Regions from separate parts of the Homo sapiens genome. Here region 2 is linked to region 1. A link is a contact called in ENCODE Hi-C or POLR2A ChIA-PET data. All regions are on one chromosome and are shown on one strand. The core of a region is the stretch at or near the end of the contact, and the rest is flanking DNA. Distances in the headings are between cores, read along the strand shown. Region 1 overlaps JMJD1C (jumonji domain containing 1C). Region 2 overlaps JMJD1C (jumonji domain containing 1C).

Region 1 (4,577 bases), core at 1,512-4,011:
TATTTGTGTGGTTTCCAAAGTGTGGTCCCTGAACAGTAAAATCAGCATTTCCTGGAAACTTGTCAGAAATCTATAGTTTCAGGTCCCTCCCCAGACCCATTGAAATCAGAAACTCTGGTGGTGGGGTACAGCAATCTGCTTTATCAAGCCCTCCATGAAATTCTAACATATGCTGAAGTGTCAGAATACTGATTTAGAGTCTGATTATTCTGAGGGCCACCTATAGCCTACTGGAAGTGTTGAAGTCATTAACAGTTTTCAGAACTTCTAAGACCTAAACAGGTTGTAAGTAATAATGCATCTCAAATCCAGGTTAATATTGTAAACACTTATTACTTCCCTTGAATTTTCTCTTAAAACTGCATTGCCACCAATTGTGAATTACGGACAACATCCTTTCAACAGAGTATAAAGAGCTGTGTTGTTGTCATTACACCCCACAGGAGAGGAAAGGTAGCAATTCCCTTTTGTACAGCTGGCAATTTCTGTGCCAAAATATGTAGCAAAGAAGTTAGATCTTGTTTTGGATCACTCAGCAATTTAGTGGCAGAGCTCAGAATATAATTTGTCAGTCTAGGTCATATATGCTGCCTTGGTGTATTTAGATATAACATTTTTTATAGATGTAATCTTGTTTCTATAATCTATGTGAATTTTCTAACTATCTCAAAGAAAATGTGTATAGACATAAAGTGGATTCCAACCTAAGTAAACTTTTGGAAGTAGCCAGAGAAAGCACATATAGGAAGAAGTAAACATTTACATGTTTTACAAAAAGCCCAATACATATAAATTATAGAAAGCCATAAATTTGTTTTCCTCTACCCTTGTGCAAAAACATGTTGTTACTGAGAACGTATTTTCTGGCCTTCAGAATAGAGACTTATTAATAATACAAACATTAAGTGCATTATTCTAGGCATGGGAAGAGAGCAATGGAAAAGATAAATCTCTTACTTCATCATGCTTACGTTCCAGTGGGGGTTAAAAGACAAGCAAAGTGAGTAAATTATAAAGCATATTTTAAGGTGACAACTGAAATGGAGGAAAATAAAGCAGGAAAGACGACAGAAAGTTGGGGGACACAATTTACAGCTTTAAACTAGACCTCACCAAGAAGGTGAAATTTGAATGAAGCCTAAAAAAGTGTAAAGAAGCAAGTCTTACAGATACCTGACAGAAAAACGATTCCAAGCAAAAAAGATTAAGAAGCACAAAAACCCTGGGGGAGGGGGGAAACATACTTGGTGTGTGTGAAAGAAGCAAAGAGGGCAGGATGGCTAGAGAGGAACTAGGAGAGCCATACGAGATGAAGGCAGTGAGACAGAGGGGGAAGTGTGGATATGTAAACCAACCTAACTTTTTAACAAGGTCACTTTGAGCCTACTAAAAGACCACTGTTCCCAAAAAAGTAGCAGCAGGGACACAAGTGTAAGCATGGAATCTCTTTGGGGTAACAATGATTGCATCTGGAAAAAAGGAACTGGGGGAAAAATGTGAGATACTGAATTTTCACCGTGAACTTTTTATACTTTTGAATTTTTCTGTTTATGTATTACATTTTCAAAAGAAAAACATTAAAAAGTAGTATTTTCAACAAATAGTACTGGAACAGCCAAATGCCCATATGCAAAAAATTGAACCTCGCTCCATACTATGCACTACATACAAAGATGAACTACATTGCATACCCAAATGTAGGACCTCAAACTATAATGGTTCTAGAAGAAAATGAGGAGAAAATCTGAGTGATCTTGGGCTAGGCAACAATTTTGTAGATACTATGAAAATACCATCCATAAAAGAGAAACTGATCAACTGGACCTCATCAAAATGGAAAAAACCAGCCAGGTGGGTTGGCTCATGCCTACAATCCCAACACTTTGGGAGGCCAAGGCAGGAAGATTGCCTGAGCTTAGGAGTTCGAGACCAGCCTGAGCAACACAGCAAGACCCCATCTCCACAAAAAATTAAAAAATCAGCTGGGCATGGTGGTGTCCATCTACAGTACTAGCTACTCAGGAGGGTGTGGTGGGGGGATCACTTGAACCCAGGAGTTTGAGATTACAGTGAGCTATGACTGTGCCACTGCACTCTAACCTGGGCAACAGAGCAAGATACTGTCTTTTAAAAAATGGAAAAATGAAAAAAAAATGCTCTTTGAAAAGAGAAGCTACAGGAAAGGAAAATGTATTTGTAAAACACATTATCAGATAAAAGACATTATCAGAAATTGGCAAAAAACACTCAAAACTCAGTAAGAAAAAAAGCAGCTAAATAGACAGAATATTTGAACACATATTTAACCAAAGTAGATATACAGATGGCAAATGAAGATATAAAAAGATGCCCAATGTTTAGTCATTAAGAAAGTACAAAGTAAAACCACCATGAGACACCACTGTACACTTACTAGAATGGTCTAAAAACAAAACTGACAGTAACAAGCACTAGTGAGGAAGCAGAGGAAATGAAACTCACATAACCCTGCACTGGGAAATGAAAATGGAACAACCAATTTAGAGAATAGTCTGGCAGTTTCTTAAATTTAATCATACATTATAGTATCACCAGGCAATCCCACCATTCAGTATTTACTTAACAGAAATAAAAATCTTTGTTCACATAAAACCATGTATATGAATGTTTATGATAGCTTTATCTATTATTGCCCCAAAGTGGAAAAAACCAAAATGTACTTCAGCTGGTGAATGTACGGATTTAAAAAATGAAAAAAATATTCATACAACTACCCAGCAATAAAAAAAGAATCAACTGATAAATACAACAATAGGAATGAATCTCAAATACATTAAGAAAAGCCAGACTTAAAGGGTACATACTGTGTGAGTCCAAATTTACAGCATACTCATAAAAGAGGAACTATAGGGACAAAAAAGCAGATTAGTTGCAGGAACTTTGGGTGGGAAGAGGCTGACTATAAAAGTGCAAGAGGATGCCGAGCATGGTGGCTCATGCCTGTAATCCCAGCACTTTGGGAGGCCAAGGCAGACAGATTACCTGAAGTCAGGAGTTCGAGACCAGCCTGACCAACGTGGAAAAACCCCATCTCTACTAAAAATACAAAATTAGACAGGCGTGGTGGTGCATGCCTGTAATCCGCAGCTACTCGGGAGGCTGAGGCAGGAGAATCGCTTGAACCCGGAAGGCAGAGGTTGCAGTGAGCCAAGATCGCGCCACTGAGCTCTAGCCTGGGCAACAAGAGCAAGACTCTGTCTCAAAAAAACAAAAAACAAAAAACAAAAAAAAAAACTGCAAGAGGGAATTTTTTCGGAGTGATGGAATTGTTCTACATTTTGATTATGTTGTTACCTAACTATGCATTTGTTGAAACTCACAGAATTATACATTAAATAAGGTAAATTTCACTATATGCAAATTATATCTCAATTTACAAAAATGACTACACTACCTAGGTTAACTTTATAAAAACTGACATTGGATAAATTCAATATGTGAATAAAGATCTTCAAGGGAATCTACTTTGTATTATCAAAGGATTATTCCTATGTACAAAAAGATTTATAATACTAGTCTCTTAAATAGGCTCTTCTTTTGAGAGCATTTACATTTGAATACAGATTAGCTATTTTCTGCTAAGAGTCTAGAAGTCAAAGAAATGGTGTATAGGGTGAATCCCAGATTAAACATGAAACATAAATAATATGACATCTCTGAAATAATCATAAGTCCATGGGAAAATATAACCACTTAATGTAAATACATTTTTTCCAGGAAATTATCATAGAGAAAAAGGTATTTATTATTATGACATTTGTATTTTACTACTGTATCATAAATGCCATTTGAGATCTAATAATGATAAATCTGACCCTGAATCTGACACATCCTAAAAGCTAAGCAATTATTATCACCTAAGTAGTATTTGTATGGAAGAGTGCCATAAATGCTAAAACAGTCAATGACTATACTTATATAAAATGTGAGAAAGTTTCCTTGGTAAACTAATATACATCAGCTACATCTCAATTACTTAGCAGTGGAAAAGGTGGAGAACCAACTGTTGAGGCAAAGCAGCTTTTGAGTTTTTTCTGGTTTCCCTGGTACACCTTGTTAATTTTAAGGGTTAACCTGGGCTGTAGTAGCCCCATTCCACCTATAGGAATCCACTGTGTACTTTTAATCCCACCCTCCATAACCACTGCATCTATTCTATGCCATTTTTCCCGGTGCTGGAAAAATTAGGTATTTTAAACTAGGTATTTATTTTAGTTTTTATGTTTTGTGGATCAACAGTTATATAAATTACATACCATCTTTCTTTAGACAGGCCCCTGATATGCTAGCATGCTGAAGAAAGGTAGGAGGTATGCTTAAAGCCTGATAAAAAGTCTGTATACTGTGTCCCCCCATGCTTTTAAGCCTCACTATTCAGAGGTATACATGTCACCAGGAGGGCTTAAAAATCAGATTTCGATCTATTAAATCGGAGACAGTATACAAATAGAAATCTGGCTCATGTTAAAACAATTTAAAATCTTAAGGAAATTATGTGAGATTTCTGCAAGCACTGAGATGTCATTCTAATAAAGGCA
Region 2 (4,577 bases), core at 844-3,343, 52 kb after region 1:
TTTTGTTTTGAGATGGAGTCTCACTCTGTCGCCCAGGCCGGAGTGCAGTGGTGCAATCTCGGTTCACTGCAACCTCCACCTCCCGGGTTCAAGAGATTCTCCTGCCTCAGCCTCCTGAGTACCTGGGATTACAGGTGCCCACCACCAAGCCCGGCTAATTTTTGTATTTTTAGTAGAGACGGGGTTTCGCCATGTTGGTCAGGCTGGTCTCAAACTCCTGACCTCTTGATCCGCCTGCGTCCGCCTCCCAATGGGATTACAGGCATGAGCCTCCGAGCCCAGCCTTATAAATATTTTTTCAACAGGTTAAAATAATGGGCTCTATTTCCAAGATCATTAAACAATATACAAATATTTTTCCAACAATAAACCATTAATTATCTAGCGGAAATAGCATACCATTAAAAACTGTTAAATTGAGTCCCTTTACTGATAATGACTTTATGTAGGTTCAAACTCTGGTCTCTCAATCTCCTCATCTATAAAGCAGAGTTACTAATATTTCCCTCTTTTTCTATCTTAATAAATGTTTTAATAAGATTTTTTCTTATGTACAAAAATTAGCTTTCTTAAAATATCTAATTCTGATTTATGACATTTGAGTGCTGAATGATGTGAACTACCTGGTTAATTAAAACCCACAAAAAGTATCCCAATGCACTGCCTGATTTATGACAGGCATTGTTGTTGAATTCCTCCCCCTCGTCTACATATAGTACTTTGTAAGTTACAGGGATTTCTGTTACATCATCATTCCCATTTTAAAGAGGATTATTAAAGGTTAAATGAGCAAATCTTGAAACAAAGCCAAATAGGTTTTTTATATATATATTTACTGACTTGAATAATTTTGTAAAGGTGCTAAATGTTAGACAGAAGTCAACAAGGCTGACTTACAGATAAGAGAAATTAAGGGTCTGGAATTAAAAACTAGCTATGAATATCCACTATCTTTCACAGAATTTAAAAGGTCTTCAGCTGTGCCTTGAGCTCGTGTGAGATTAAAAATCCACTTAATGGGCCGGGTGCGATGGCTCACACTTATAATCCCAGCACTTTGGGAGGCCGAGGTGGGTGGATCACGAGGTCAGGAGTTCGAGACCATCCTGGCCAACATGGTGAAACCCCATCTCTACTAAAAATACAAAACCTAGCTGGGTGTGGTGGTGGGCGCCTGTAATCCCAGCTACCAGGGAGGCTGAGGCAGGAGAATCGCTTGAACCCAGGAGGCAGAGGTTGCAGTGAGCCGAGATTGCACCACTGCACTCCAGCCTAGAGACAGAGCGAGACTCTGTCTCGAAAAAAAAAGAAAAAAATCCACTTAATGGCACAGTCTTCACATTTCACACTTTAAAGACAGTAACTATAAGTAGTTACCTATATATAGTTCTTATCTTGAATAACTAATACCTATTAATTTTTCAAAAACAAGTCACCTAAGCTAATTGAAGAGACAGGACCCTCTATGAACCTCTCCTCCTATGTAAACTGTATCCTATTTGAGCTACTAGTTATAACCTCCAGCAAACGACAAATGGAAAAAAATCAGTTCACTAAGCATCTGCTTTATTAGAAATGTATACAGAACACAGAAAAAGTTCAAAAAACATCTTAAATGAGGTTTGGGGGTACATCAGTCACTTGTGTGTTGTTCCTCCTCTTGCAAAGATAGACATGAACTCTAATTGAACATTAGTGAGACACCTTAATGTACTGATACACAAAAATAGCTACCATAAGGCCAGGCGCGGTGGCTCACACCTATAATCCCAGCACTTTGGGAGGCCGAGGCAGGTGGATCACCTGAGATTAGGGGTTCGACCTGGCCAACATGGTGAAACCCCGTCTCTACTAAAAATACAAAAATTAGCCAGGTGTAGTGACACACGCTTGTGAATCCCAGCTACTGGGGAGGCTGAGGCTGGAGAATCACTTGAACCCGGGAGGTAGAGGATGCAGTGAGCTGAGATGGCGCCATTGCACTCCAGCCCGGGCAGCAAGAGCGAGACTGCATCTCCAAAAAAAAAAAAAAAGCTAACCTAAAGGTGCATTTACTATGGCAGACACTATGCTGGGTACTTTCCATACAGTATCAATTGTAACAACTTTGTGAGCTGATATACACAGTATGTTCAGAGAGGTTCATGGTTACAAGCAGGAAGTGACAGAGCTGTTATCTGAACTTAGTTCTGTGACTTCCAGGGCTCAGGTTCTTCTCCCCCACCCCCCCCTTCCCTCCACATACACTCTCTCTCATTAGCACAATCAAAAGAAATGAAAGTTTACTATTATTGCCTTTTAAAATTTGACACATTTCTTTATATGTAAGGGGTAAAAGGCAACATTATCTTATAAACTGAGGCTGACTCAAAAGCAAAGAACAACGGGTGGAAGATACCTTTCTATAAACTTCTAACACTGGTTATGTGACATTCCACATATAGAAATAGTCAAATACTCATCAAAGAGAGGAGACTTAGGGTGGCAAACTCATGCAATCTTATAATCAGAAAGTGTAAAAGAGAAGAAACCTCACTTTGGTGATGTACCTTAGTCATGATCTACAAATACCCAAATGCTGTTTTTTTCTAGGTTAACACTGTGCTGAATGACTGCTTGGATGATCAAAATAAAGGTATTTTTTCACGTGTACAGGAGGGGATAATGGGGCCGGGTGCGGTGGCTCACACCTATAATCCCAGCACTTCAGGAGGCCAAGGTGGGAGGATCCCTTGAGTCCAGGAGTTCGAGACCAGCCTGAGCAACATGGCGAGATGCCATTGCTACAAAAAATTTAAATATCAGCCAGGCATGGTGGGGTGCGCACCTGTAGTCCCAACTACTCGGGAGGCTGAGATGGGAGGATCACTTGAGCCCAGGAATTCAAGGCAGCAATAAGCTATAATCGTGCCACTGTACTTCAGCCTGGGCGACAAAGCACAACCCTGTTTCAAAAAAAAAAAAAAAAAAAAAGAGAGAGAGAAGGACATGATGGAGTAAAAGGCTGAAATCAGGCCGGGTGTGGTGGCTCATGCCTGTAATCCCAGCACTTTGGGAAGCCGAGGTGGGTGGATCACCTGAGGTCATGAGTTCAAGACCAGCCTGACCAACATGGTGAAACCAAACCTCATCTCTACTAAAAAATACAAAAAAAATGTATTTAGGTGTAGTGGTGCGCATCTATAATCCCAGCTACTCGGGAGGCTGAGGCAGGAGAATCCCTTGAACCTGGGAGGCAGAAGTTGCAGTGAGCCTAGATTGTGCCACTGCACTCCAGTCTGGGTGGCAGAGTGAGACTCTCAAAGAAAAGGTTAAAATCAGGCTGGAATGTGTATTTTGACAGTAAGACTACTGTACTAACATAATTTTAGGTGATTATGTACTTTCTACTTAATTCGAAAGAAAAAAATAACCATCTAGGTAATATAAAACATAAGCTCAGAACACTAAAATATTCAGATATGCCTAGTTAGGTTTAATGACACCAGTATTATGAAAATGTTAAAAATATACACAACTCATTTCCTAAGATAATAAGGTAGAGTGCTCCTTGCCAGTTCAAGAAATATATTATTTATGTCACACATAGTCTCATTTGACTGCTGACAAAAAACCAACAAAGGGTGGTTAGTTTCTAAGTGACAGAGAAGACTGGCTTAATAACGTAACAGATTTGCTCAAAAGTCTCAACTGATGTCTAGAGTAGCACTTTCATTTTAGGATAAAAGAAATATCACAAAACTGCAGCAGTTTCTCCTCCTTTGGACAATTTCTGATAGATAATGACTGAATGCTCACTTTCAAATTGATACTGATATGTGTGGCTTATTAATGGAATGATTTTCCCCTCTGCTATAAAACCCTTGACCTTTGTGGTAACATCCAGTGTGCTTTCTTAAATTCCATTCCATGACATAAATTTCTCCATAAAAACCATCTTTGATAGTATAAGAGTTACCATAAAAGCAATTATTTTGTATCCTGAACATCAGATTAGGTGATTGAACATGTTTTGCCATACCAGTTTCGCCAGTCATAAATTCATGGTTTAGCAAAACTACAAATAGTTGCTTGTTCTTAGATCCCTGAGATTGCTGGCAACAGTTTTAAAACGTGAATGTTAAGTCCACAAGAGTGACATTAATTTTTACCACACCACATCTTTTTAACTTATACAAGAATCCATTTTGCTAATAAGGATTTGCTGGGACAAGAAATATATAAAGTTTGAAAGTTGCTACAGGGGTGCTCAAAAAGCAAAGCTGTCTATACCACCTGCAGTTAACTAAATGAAGGTACCGCTGAAGGCTTCCATGTATTTTCATGAATTATAATAAGGGCTAGCAAACATTTTTTGTAAATGGCCAGAAAGTTAATATATTAGGCTTTATGGGCCATACCAGTTGTCACAACTACTCAACCCTGCTGTTACAGCAGAAAAGTAGCTAAAAAAATACCATAAAAATACATAAATGAATGAGCATGGCTATGTTCCAATAAATGTTTCTATATTAGCATTCTATGAAATTTGAATTTCATAGAATGTTTAGGTGTTATGACATATTCTTCTTTTTGAG

Evidence for each region. A loop is a pair of places that touch in the nucleus more often than their neighbours do. ChIA-PET counts read pairs that join two places held with the same protein, here RNA polymerase II (POLR2A). Pooled maps may share reads with other maps.
Region 2: a loop to region 1 is called in a pooled map, with 5 times the contacts of the local background. The contact joins two enhancer-like sites. A Hi-C loop is called at or near these places in 1 of 168 maps with a recorded cell type or tissue (heart left ventricle), 1 of 37 single-sample maps with no recorded cell type and 13 of 50 pooled maps. POLR2A ChIA-PET finds 5 or more read pairs at or near these places in 5 of 52 experiments (BJ, CD4-positive, alpha-beta T cell, activated CD8-positive, alpha-beta memory T cell and 2 more).

Annotation. Positions count from the first base shown.
Region 1 is chr10:63,171,595-63,176,171 of GRCh38, forward strand. All of the region lies in intron 24 of JMJD1C (jumonji domain containing 1C), which reads right to left. Among named protein-coding and RNA genes, the nearest start is that of NRBF2, 41 kb to the left of the region's middle. Within about 2 kb of position 2,762, at least 2 of the 41 ENCODE cell types and tissues checked have a DNase peak (open chromatin) inside an H3K27ac peak, as active enhancers do.
Region 2 is chr10:63,223,763-63,228,339 of GRCh38, forward strand. The region is part of intron 3 of JMJD1C (jumonji domain containing 1C); the gene reads right to left. Among named protein-coding and RNA genes, the nearest start is that of NRBF2, 93 kb to the left of the region's middle. Within about 2 kb of position 2,094, at least 3 of the 41 ENCODE cell types and tissues checked have a DNase peak (open chromatin) inside an H3K27ac peak, as active enhancers do.